Linked DNA regions of Homo sapiens: all the other regions are linked to region 2. The links are chromatin contacts, found by Hi-C or POLR2A ChIA-PET in ENCODE. All regions are on one chromosome and are shown on one strand. Each heading gives the region's core, a stretch centred on a gene start or an enhancer-like site at or near the end of the contact. The rest is flanking DNA. Distances are from core to core; before and after follow the strand shown. Region 1 has its middle 28 kb from the start of KCNA6-AS1. Region 2 holds the start of KCNA1 (potassium voltage-gated channel subfamily A member 1). Region 3 has its middle 50 kb from the start of KCNA1.

Region 1 (3,219 bases), core at 111-2,610, 51 kb before region 2:
AAGCGAATCTCCAGCCTCCTGAGTAGCTGGGATTACAGGCATGTGCCACCACGCCCGGCTAATTTTATATTTTTAGTAGAGATGGGGTTTCTCCATGTTGGTCAGGCTGGTCTCAAACTCTTGACCTCAGGTGATCTGCCTGCCTCGGCCTCCCAAAGTGCTGGGATAACAGGTGTGAGCCACTGTGCCCAGCTGTTTCTGGTTATTAATAGGAACAAAATACCAGGGCATGCTTTGTCTAGGTCAGTCCTCATTCTTCATTGTGGATCAGAATCAGCTGGAGAACTTGTCAAAATGCAGATTCCTGGGCTCTGAACCCCCGAGTTATGGACTCAGTAGGCGTAAGAGGCCTGAGAATTTGCATTTCTATCCAGCTCCCAGGTGATGCTGATGCATAGGTCAAGGACCACACTTTGAGAAGCACCGGCGGGGAACACAGTGTTACCAGGTCTTGGTCTCCATCCAATGCAGTAAACACTATGCGATAACAACCTGGGGGCTTTTGAGCTTACAGGAACAGTCAATGCAATAGAAGCACGCGCTGCTAGGTCTCCAAGGAAACAGGGACAGTCTCTTCTCCCGCTGTTAGTTAATGAGAGTGTGGTTGTAACTAAACTACTGGCTAATTACCACGATCGTGGGAAGTGTCCCAGGTCGGCGCTATGAGCTTCTGCCACTAGGGGGAACCAGGGCTATTTCTCTGCAGGCTCCAGGCTGTGAGAAGAGGAAAAGTACTGAAGAGAGCGAGCAAAGCCTTTCAGAAAATACTGCAACACTGCGTGCCCGAGGCCCCCGCACATCGCTGCAATCTTGATGTGCACAGACACCGTCGAGAACCAAGGCTTGGCAGGGAGGGGGGATGGTTGATTTTCTAAGTTGTTTGGTTTTCCTCCCTTTCCTTAAAGTACATCCACATTAAGCCGTTTATGCCGCGGGTGACCTGTAGTATGAGAAGAAACACAGGTCGCTCTCCTGGCTTTGCAGATAGAGTAAGCTCAGGAGAGAGGGAAAGGAGCTGGGCAAAATGCCAGCAAGGGAGGGCTGGGCTGGCGGGACCCAGATGTTCCCTGCCCAGGAGCGTCGTGGAGAGAAGGGGAGGCATGCCTGGGGTTTGGACTGGCCAGCTTGCAGGTGGCTGTCAACCCTGAATGTTGTGGCATAGGTCAGGATGAGGTCCCTTGGGGTGGGGGAGGCAGAGTAATTCCTAAGGGAGAAAAAGACAGGAAAGCAGGTTTTGGGGCTAAGAAGACAAAAATGACTGAGAGGTTATTTTACCTGCCTTGAACTTGCAAACAAGTATGGGTCATGACCTCTTGTGAGTGCTGCCGCATGCCCTGTCAGCTGCTGTCTTCTGGGGACACGCATATTCTGACCGCCACAGAGGGCAGCATAACAGCCACAGTGCCTGCTGAGCAGGAACGTGCCGCCTAACCGGTCCGTGGCGTCCCTGCCTCTTTCTCCCTCATTAAGCCTCTTTCCCAGGACCACAGCTTTGGAAACAGCTTAATCTCTAACAAGTGATCCCGCAGGGACTTGCATTTCAGTCCCTAAAAACCACTCTGTTCCCTTTCTCGGCATGACAGTGGCCTTCTAATGGTTTCGGAGATAAGATATGAGCCCAGGTGATGTTGGGACGTGCAGAATCCATGGTGGGCTGCATAGGTATTAATTCGAGGAACAAATTTCCATAACGTGTGTGTTTGTGGGCATGAGGGTGTACACCTCAATGGCAAATTATCATAACAAAACATTAGCTATAAACATTTAGTTTGAGGACTTGGCGTATAGTTCCAAAAAATGATCTCATTAGCTTACTAACATTCACTTGTCCCTGTGACCAACACATGCAACTCACTGTTCGGAGGGAGCCCCCATCACAGCTAAACAGAGGGACCAGGAGTCTTCCTTCTTAAGCTGCAGCCTGACTTTTCTCCAGCTTACTGTGATAGTTTTCTGGCATGAGCAAAATAAGCAGACCCTGTCTCTCATAATTGAAAAGCGTGTGTGTGTGTGTGTGTGTGTGTGTGTGTGTGTGTGTGTGTGTGTATGTATGCATCCTTTTCATATTCCTTAAAACATTTTTAGCAGGTAAAATCATGTCTCTATGCTATTCTCTCACTGCCAGCCACAGAAAGGATCTTACACAAAGAAGTCCATGGGGCTCCCCTTCTCCTGCACTCAAGTCCTGGATAGGAGTTCTGACTTTTCTGAGTGACAGTTCCCAAAAGGGTTCCTTTTCACCTTTGTTGAATGCAGAAGCAGTGGCTCTTCAAGAGAGAGCATCTCCCTCACCCCTTAGTCATTCCGAGCTATTTGGCTCACAGGTACTTTCAGCATCAGATCTGGTCCTGACTCCAGCTTCCACTGAGTACACATCCTTAGGGCCTCTGCAGGGCGGTGCACCCATGCCTGGGAGGCCTCTCCATCCCTGGATCCCTGCGGCCACTCTTCAAGGCTCCTATTGCCAACCCAGGGATCTGCTGCTCCGTGCTGCTGTCTTGAGCACTGCCTGGCTGCTTGGACCAGGCAGGGCCCAATGACCACAAGTCAGGGAATGGAGAGAGGTGTTTGCTGCAGATTGAGATTCTGATCCTTCCTCTGTCCTTGAAGGACCCTCTCCTCCCCTGTCTCCCTCGCAGCCTTCTCCAGTGCTGGAGCTGACCCGGAACATCAGAGACAGGAAAGTCACTGCTCCAGTTGAATTTTGCTGCAGTTTCTTTTTTTCTCCCCTAGATGCTGAGAGCTATTTTTAGACAGGGACTTTTTTTTTTTTTTCAGGGGATCCACAGTCTATTTTTAAAGGACTTACGGAGGCCACATCATTCAGTGTTTCTCACAGGGACTTCAGAGAGAGTTAGGTGGGACAGGCCAGAGCAGTGGGGGTGCTGGCACCTTCCTGAGGAAGAGAGGGTATCAGGAGAGACCTGGGGAAGGTTGGGAGAAGCGTGGTGCCCAGGCAGGGCAGAGTGGGCTGCTTTCTCATGCTGGAGAGCATACGAGGGACTCACCATGCTCCTCCCTCCAGTCACCCCAGGCTTCGGGGCCAGAGCTGCCTGACTATCTTCCCATCCCAGCGGCCACAATGACATTGCCCTCCAACATGGCAGTGGGTTTAATTGACTGTACTTTCCTTCCTTTTTCCTAAACGTCTGTGTTCAGATGGCTTCTGCATCTCCTCTTTCCATGGCACTCCCTTGTCTCTGCAAACTGAGCTGTGGA
Region 2 (3,370 bases), core at 780-3,279:
GGATTGTTTGAGCCCAATACTTCAAGGTTGCGGTGAGCTATGATTACACTACTACACTCTGTCTCAAAGAAGAACAAGAGGAAGAAGAGGAAGAGGAAGAAGGAGGAGGAGGAGGAGAATGCTGAGTTCCCAGCTCACAATTTTCTTCCAGTCCCTTGGAGGTCCAGTCCTGCTGTAAACACATCTATCAGAGATGTGGAAGATTTCCTAATATGCCCCCCAATAAAACCCGGAATTTAGGAACCTGGGATCTCATCCAATCTGTGAATCCCTTGTAGTAAGGCAATCTCCTAATGCTGAGTCAGGGCACATGCATTCACAAGAAGCTAGGAAGATGACAGTCTTAGGGACATTTAAAGGAAGGCAATGGGTTATAGGAAGAGGGAGGTACAAGATAAGGACAGATAAAGTGGAGAATAGGGAAGCTCAGTAGTGCTAGGATATGGTCAGAAAACCCTTGTCTCGTAGGGTTATCCCCAGTAGGGTTCTAGCAGTGGCAGCAGCAACAAAACCAAAAGACTTGGCAGTACTTCAGCTGGGAGCTTCATATTTATATCTTTGTTTTTATTTTTAAATTTTTTTAAAAAATATATTTATTTGCATTAGAACAGCAGTGCAGAAAGGTAGGGATCCCTGGAGCTATTGAGATTGAGGGATATGCGTGTGGAAGGTGGGAAAGGGGAAGAGTTTAATATGGGAAGGAGGAGTATAAGAGAACTCATTGTTCATGAAAGAAAAGCTGGGGTACGGATCTGAAGGAGGGGAGGGAACATACACTTTTGTTTTTCTGAAAGGAATGCTGGCGTCTGAATCTGGAGGAAGGATTTAACTAGTTCCAGACAGGGACTGTTGCACTGCCTGGGCAATCCCGCAGGGGCCCCTGCTTTCCACTAGCCACAATAGAGCGGGAAGGATGCAATCATTGGCTTTGATTAAGGAGGTGGGTGGTGTAGGCGGGAGGCAACGGTGGTGAGAAGGGTGGTCCCAAGGCCGCGGGAGGAGCCAATCAGCGGCGACTCTGGGCTCTTGCAGCCTCCTTAGAGACTCCGCAGCCCTGGAGGTACCAAGCTGCCTGCTGCCTTTTCTCGCGCTGCAGGCGCGGAGATGCAGCGCCTCTGGGGGCGCAGCTCCAGCCGCACTCGCAGGGCAAGGCACACGCCCCCGGCTCCTGCTGCCATGCGCCTCTGCGGGGGACCCTTTCCAAATAAATTGCAAGCTTTGAAAGTGGCCCTGTGGAGGCACTAGGCTGGGGAAAAAGGCTGCGGGAGGAGGGACATAGGGTGGGAGGTGAGTAGGCGACTTGCTTCTCAGATTATTCCCAATTAGCACCAAGTTGGCAGACAACCCCACAAACCCACGAAGCCTTCGGTCCCCCACAAGTCACATTCCCTGTATTTCAGAATAATCGGATCGTAAGAAAACTTCAAGTCCCATCGTAGGTTAAAGAGGGACAGGCTCTTAGTACCGCCGCCGCCCAGTAAAACTACATGGAACAAACCCAGGGATCCTCATCTGCACAGCTCTGCCCAAAGTCTGCAGCTCTGCGAGTCCAGCCGGCGGGGGAAGCTGGGTGGGCCCCGCAGAGAGCAAGGGCCTTCTTGGGGGAGGAGCGGGATGGGGCGCAGAGCAGTGCGATCGAAGAGGGTTACTGTGGGACTGCACAAAAGCAAACCCGTCGGAGGAGTTTTGCCAGAAACACCACCGCCTGCATTGCGTCGGACCTGACCATTTCCAATGTGAAATTCCCGGGGAAGGTCGCGAGCCGCTAGGGGCCGTTCGTGGGCGGGGCGGCGGGCCACAGGGGAAGTAGAGTTAGCGGTCGGCTTTTCTGGTAGGAGAGGAAAAAGCTGTGCTGGCAAGGGTGGGAACTGAATGACAACCCCGCTCTCTTCCAAACCACCCCCTCATATTTTCCATCCACCTCCTCGCTCCTGCCCTCCCCCGCCCTCCCCAACCCACGCCCGGGTGGGCCAATCGCTGCTCGGTATTCCAGGCGCTTTCTCAGGTTTCTGCTGATCTTGCAGCGCCCAGAAATGGACCGAGCGGACCCGCCGCCGCACGCACCCTGCTCCACTCCAAGCTCCTAAGGGCTCCTGGCGCGCCGCGTAGCCTTGGCGAGGTCCGCGCTGGGGTGCGGAGAGCGAAGGGAACTGGAGAGCCATGTAGATCCAGGCTCTCGCCCGCCCGCCTCCTTCGGGATCGAATCAAGGGCTCCCATAGTGTTAGGAGGGGGCGAGAGTGCTGTTTATCGTCATTTGCCTCGGAGCTTCGAGAGAGGGTGGTATTTTGCTTTTCCGCCCCGCATCCTCCGGAACTCCCTGCACCGGAGAGAGGACGGCGTCTCCAGGTTGCTGGCAACCGGTGAGAATGGGGGTAGGGAAGGAACATTTTCGCCGTAGCTGCTCCGTAAAGCGATTGTCCAACTGAGAGGGGCGTCGGACGAGTGGACCAGGGCGGCGAGTTTGCCCGGCGCGTCTCGGATGCTGCTGCGGCGGCCGCCGCGGCTCCCGCCAGGGCACTGCAAAGACGACCTGCCGCATTCCCACTCGGGCTCTCCGCTGACTCAGCACCGCCCCTGCGCCAAGCCAGCCGGCCAGGTAGGGGGTTCCCCAGCTCGGGGATGCAGAAGCGGGGGTTGGGGGGACCGGGTGGGGGAGGCCGGGGGTGCGGGGATGCTGTCCGGGACCCTGAGCTTCCCCCGGCGTCTCTCGGCGCTTTTCCGATCTCTAGTTTAACGAAGTTGTAAACAGATCGGCTGTTGGGCATTGGGGAAAGTGGGATGGAAGAGCCCCAAACTTGGATTTCCGGGTGTCTGCGTGTCGTCTGTCCGTGTGTGTGTGATAGCCCTAGCAAACGTCCAGTGCTTTCTCAAGCTAGAGGTCTGTGTTCTTCGGTGTCTGTAGGTCCGTCCCATCTGAATGCTTCTGATTTTCTACCCCCGTATCACTTTCTATTTCTCTGCAGCGTGCATCGATCGCCCTGGTGGGAGCTTAGAAGGCGGCAGGCGAAGAGGGGTAGGAGGGGGGAGAGCCGAGGAGAAGCAGAGAGGGTGGCAGGCGTGGGGATCTGCCGAGCCGGCACTGCACCGGGTCCTAGGAAGGCTCTCGGAGGGGAGGGGAGGCCAGGGCGACCCCCGAAGCAATGGCCCAGTCCGCTAGAACGGCACTGCGTTAAGGCACCTGGGATCAGGAAGAAATATCTAAACAACAACAACAGAAAACCAACAAACCCCCAAACCCAAACCCAACCCTCTGCAAAAAGCTGCACCCGGCCCGCAGGCGAGGGGGATTCCAAACTGAGTGAAAGGCAGGGTGGAGGGGAAGGCAGCGAGAGGCAAAGTCGCAGATCTCCCGACCTGCTCGTGTTGAAG
Region 3 (3,303 bases), core at 502-3,001, 50 kb after region 2:
AAGAATGAGGATAGAGAGGTCAGTCAATAATCTCAGGGCTAAAGTTGGAGTCTGAGAGAGGTTCAGGGCTAGAACCCCAAACTTTCAGATCCAAGTGGCCATAACTATGGAGGCCCGGGGTAGGCTGGGGAAGCAATGGTGTTCGGACTTTGAGAAGGAGGAGCTTCCACCTAGGGCTCCTCCTAAGAGTTCATTCTTTCCTGATGGCTCCCGAATGGAATTCCACTGGTGAGAGATTCTCAGTGGTAGCTTCTATTCCTACCTGGACACACCAGAGATGACTAAATGCAATTCAAGTCCTGTTCTTCTTCCTTCCCAATCCTACCTCATGCAGATCTGATTTTGCACAGGGTCCCACACCTCTCCAGGGAGCCCCTCAAACAGCCTTAGGTAATCTTGCATCTCCATTACCACTCCCACGCATGCCCACTCCTTCTTTTCAAGTCCAACTTTGCTGAGCCACTGGTCCTCTTGTGCTATGACGTGACGTGAGGTTGGCTGTCTGCACTCCGCCCTTGTCCAGTCTAGTCTGTCCCCCTGCAGGCCAGAGCTATAAGGGGTATTCCATTTGAGTCAAATTTCAGTTACAAGTTACAAGGCCTGCTCCCCAGCTTCCCACCACGACTTGGCTGTTCTTCTCCTTTGTGTTTCTTCTCCTTGAAACCATGGGCAAGCCAAAAGCTGGGATTCACAAGGCTAAGGTTCTGGTAGGAACTTGGACACATGCCAACTTCCAAACAAGGCTGGCAAGAACAGCCCTCCCTGCTTCATAGCAGGGCTCCATTTGGAAAATGCATATGAAGTCATTTGAAAAAGTAGGAATGCTCTAGGGAGGAAATATCTTTTTAGTTCTAGTCTTTAGGTCTTTGAGTTAGTGTTTTTACAGTTGGATTGATTGATGAGTAATGTTCTACATCCACCCTCCTCGGAAACCACAGATCACATTTTGTTGACTGGTGTTAGTAATGTCTTTGGATGCTATGGAATCAAATTCTTTTTTCCTTGGGGATTAAATCCAAAATATAGACCTCACTACCCCACTCACTGCAACTTCCTGAGATAACCTGCCTGCGTAGGTACCTTAGTCTGTTCAGCTGCTATAATAAAATACCATGGCTTGTGAATTTATTTCTCACAGTTTTGGAGGCTGGGAAGTCCTAGATCAGGGTGCCAGCATGGTAGAGTTCTGGTACATGCTCGTTTCCTGATTCATAGATGGCCGTCTTTCCACTGTGTCCTCCCATGGAGGAAGGGGTGAGAGAGCTCTCTGTGATCTCTTTTACAACTGCTGTAATCTCCGTCATGAGGATTCTACCCTCATGACCTAACCACTGCCCAGATGTCCAAGCTCCAAATACCATCACACAGGGGATAAGGTTTCAACATACAAATTTTTAGGGGGCATAAACATTCAACTTATACCAATAGAAGTGAATTATTTGGGCATTTTCCTGGAGTGATGTAAAGGCATTCTTATTTTTCTTGAAGGAGTGGCCAAGGAGTTGCAGAGAAAAGTGACATTGCCTCCCAAACCTCTCTGCTCCTTCTGTATGAGGTCTTTATCTAGGGCAGAGCTGCCCTCCTGCGGGGGGGGACTGAAAATGAGTAGAAAGGTTTGGGGCTATCACCGTGACATTGATGCCAGCCCAGGAATACAAAACATTCTGCCATGCAGCTTTCAGTCTGCATTGGAAAGGAATGTCGTGCCCCAAATGCTGAGAAACACGGCTGGGATGTCGTAAAACCGTAGAGAGATAGAGATGGAAGTCCTCTCAGAGGCCGGAATTCCAAGCCTTCCTTTTACAGAGGAGAAAATTTTGGCCCAGAAAAGGAAAGTGGGCTGCTCAAAGTCACGCAGCTAGCTAGTGGCAGAGCTGGACTGGAGCCCAGCCCTCGGGTTCCCAGCCCAGCATGCCTTCCGCAGTGTTGGTGCGGCAGAGAGCTGGGGAGGTGTGGCTGCAGGGGCACCTTGCTGAGTATGGACTGCAGGCCCGGGCTGGCAGGGCTGCTGGGCGGCTGCTGATTATATCCGTAATTCCGCCTTCTTAGAGGCAGAGACCCTTGAGCCAACATGTGCCCCCCCAGGCCCACTGCTGCCCAAGGCAGGCTTGGGATTGCAGCTTTCCTTTGGAGGAGTAGATTTGCTTGTTTTGCTCAGATTTTCCTTCTGCCTCTAAAAGACACCCCCAAATAACCCTGTGTTCGGGAACAACATTCATTAGCTTAATGAAATGTAGTAGCTTCCAGTAGGATGGAAGAAGGGGTCTCTTAGTGAGAGTCCCCTGTTGTGTGCTCTCATGCACGAATGGAGGGGAGGCTCCGGTTGGGTGGGTGGCAGGAGGCCGGAGGTCTATTCTTAGCTCTGTTGCTATGTGATGTTGTGCAGGCCACTGAGGCTTCTTGTTCTTCCTGGTTCAATCAGCTCTCAGTATTCTGCCTCCTTTGCCCCGCCTTGGGCATCACCAGCCATGTCTCTTCAAAGTGAGGTGCCTCAGCTGGGTGGGCTGGGGAGGGAACACCGGAATATCTAGAAGTATCAGTCAGAGTGCAGGTGGGAAACAAATACCACACTCAAATGAGGTAATTAAGGAGAGTTTAATAAAATAAATATCTTCGAAGGAGGTTATTGGGCCTTGGGTACCTAATGGTCTGAGAGTCCCTCTATCTCCCCTCTAGAGGCCTTCTTATCCCTTCTAGAGAGGAGGCTCGGGGGCTGGGTATCTTCCCCTTCCTTCTCTAGATTCACTCTCCAGGCTCCTCCGTCTGCAGTGGTAAGGAATGCAGCCCTGGGCCACCTTGCCTCCAGACAGGCAGCAGGAGCATGGCACTGGGTCTGATTCCCTGGCCCTCCCCACAGGTCATTGCTGGTTGGCCATATTTCTCCCCGAGGCTACAGCTCCTTTTGGGTGGCTCTTTCCACACAGCTGTCCCTCTGGTTCTGGGAGCTCTTCTTTCCTGTGCTCCATTTAGGACTAAGGATATGATGAACACAGTGCTGTCTCCCTTAGGGAGCACAGAGTCTAGGGGAGGAGGTATCTGCACTTGCTGGGGAATCACTGCTCAGTGAGAAAGATCTGCAGTGATACAGCTTCCCAGCAGCCAGCAGAATGGCAGGGACAGAAGGCTTCTTAGAGGCAGAGGCCCTTGATTTGACTCTTGGCTAGATCTGGTGGACACAGTCTGCACAGACACTACACGCAGCAGGAACAGTGCATGCAGGGGCGCCACTGAGAACGGGAATGACAAGGTACATTGAAGAACTAAAAATTCTTTTTTATTGCAAATAGTAGAAACTGAACTTAA

What was found. A loop is a pair of places that touch in the nucleus more often than their neighbours do. ChIA-PET counts read pairs that join two places held with the same protein, here RNA polymerase II (POLR2A). Pooled maps may share reads with other maps.
Region 1: a loop to region 2 is called in a map of posterior cingulate gyrus, with 7 times the contacts of the local background. The contact joins the enhancer-like site here to the promoter of KCNA1 in region 2. A Hi-C loop is called at or near these places in 5 of 168 maps with a recorded cell type or tissue (dorsolateral prefrontal cortex, naive thymus-derived CD4-positive, alpha-beta T cell, posterior cingulate gyrus and 2 more), 15 of 37 single-sample maps with no recorded cell type and 18 of 50 pooled maps. POLR2A ChIA-PET finds 5 or more read pairs at or near these places in 1 of 52 experiments (BJ).
Region 3: a map of dorsolateral prefrontal cortex shows a loop between it and region 2 (1.9-fold over the local background). The contact joins the enhancer-like site here to the promoter of KCNA1 in region 2. A Hi-C loop is called at or near these places in 2 of 168 maps with a recorded cell type or tissue (breast epithelium and dorsolateral prefrontal cortex), 16 of 37 single-sample maps with no recorded cell type and 4 of 50 pooled maps. POLR2A ChIA-PET finds 5 or more read pairs at or near these places in 1 of 52 experiments (HEK293).

The regions. Positions count from the first base shown.
Region 1 is chr12:4,857,216-4,860,434 of GRCh38, forward strand. No RefSeq gene overlaps it. Among named protein-coding and RNA genes, the nearest start is that of KCNA6-AS1, 28 kb to the left of the region's middle. RefSeq lists enhancers at 336-979, 508-802. Within about 2 kb of position 1,361, at least 3 of the 41 ENCODE cell types and tissues checked have a DNase peak (open chromatin) inside an H3K27ac peak, as active enhancers do; they include dorsolateral prefrontal cortex, where a contact is called at or near this core.
Region 2 is chr12:4,907,876-4,911,245 of GRCh38, forward strand. It overlaps KCNA1 (potassium voltage-gated channel subfamily A member 1), which reads left to right and starts at 2,030. Exons shown (of 2, transcript NM_000217.3): 1 at 2,030-2,597; 2 at 2,965-3,370. RefSeq lists an enhancer at 655-1,411.
Region 3 is chr12:4,958,365-4,961,667 of GRCh38, forward strand. No RefSeq gene overlaps it. Among named protein-coding and RNA genes, the nearest start is that of KCNA1, 50 kb to the left of the region's middle. Within about 2 kb of position 1,752, at least 3 of the 41 ENCODE cell types and tissues checked have a DNase peak (open chromatin) inside an H3K27ac peak, as active enhancers do; they include dorsolateral prefrontal cortex, where a contact is called at or near this core.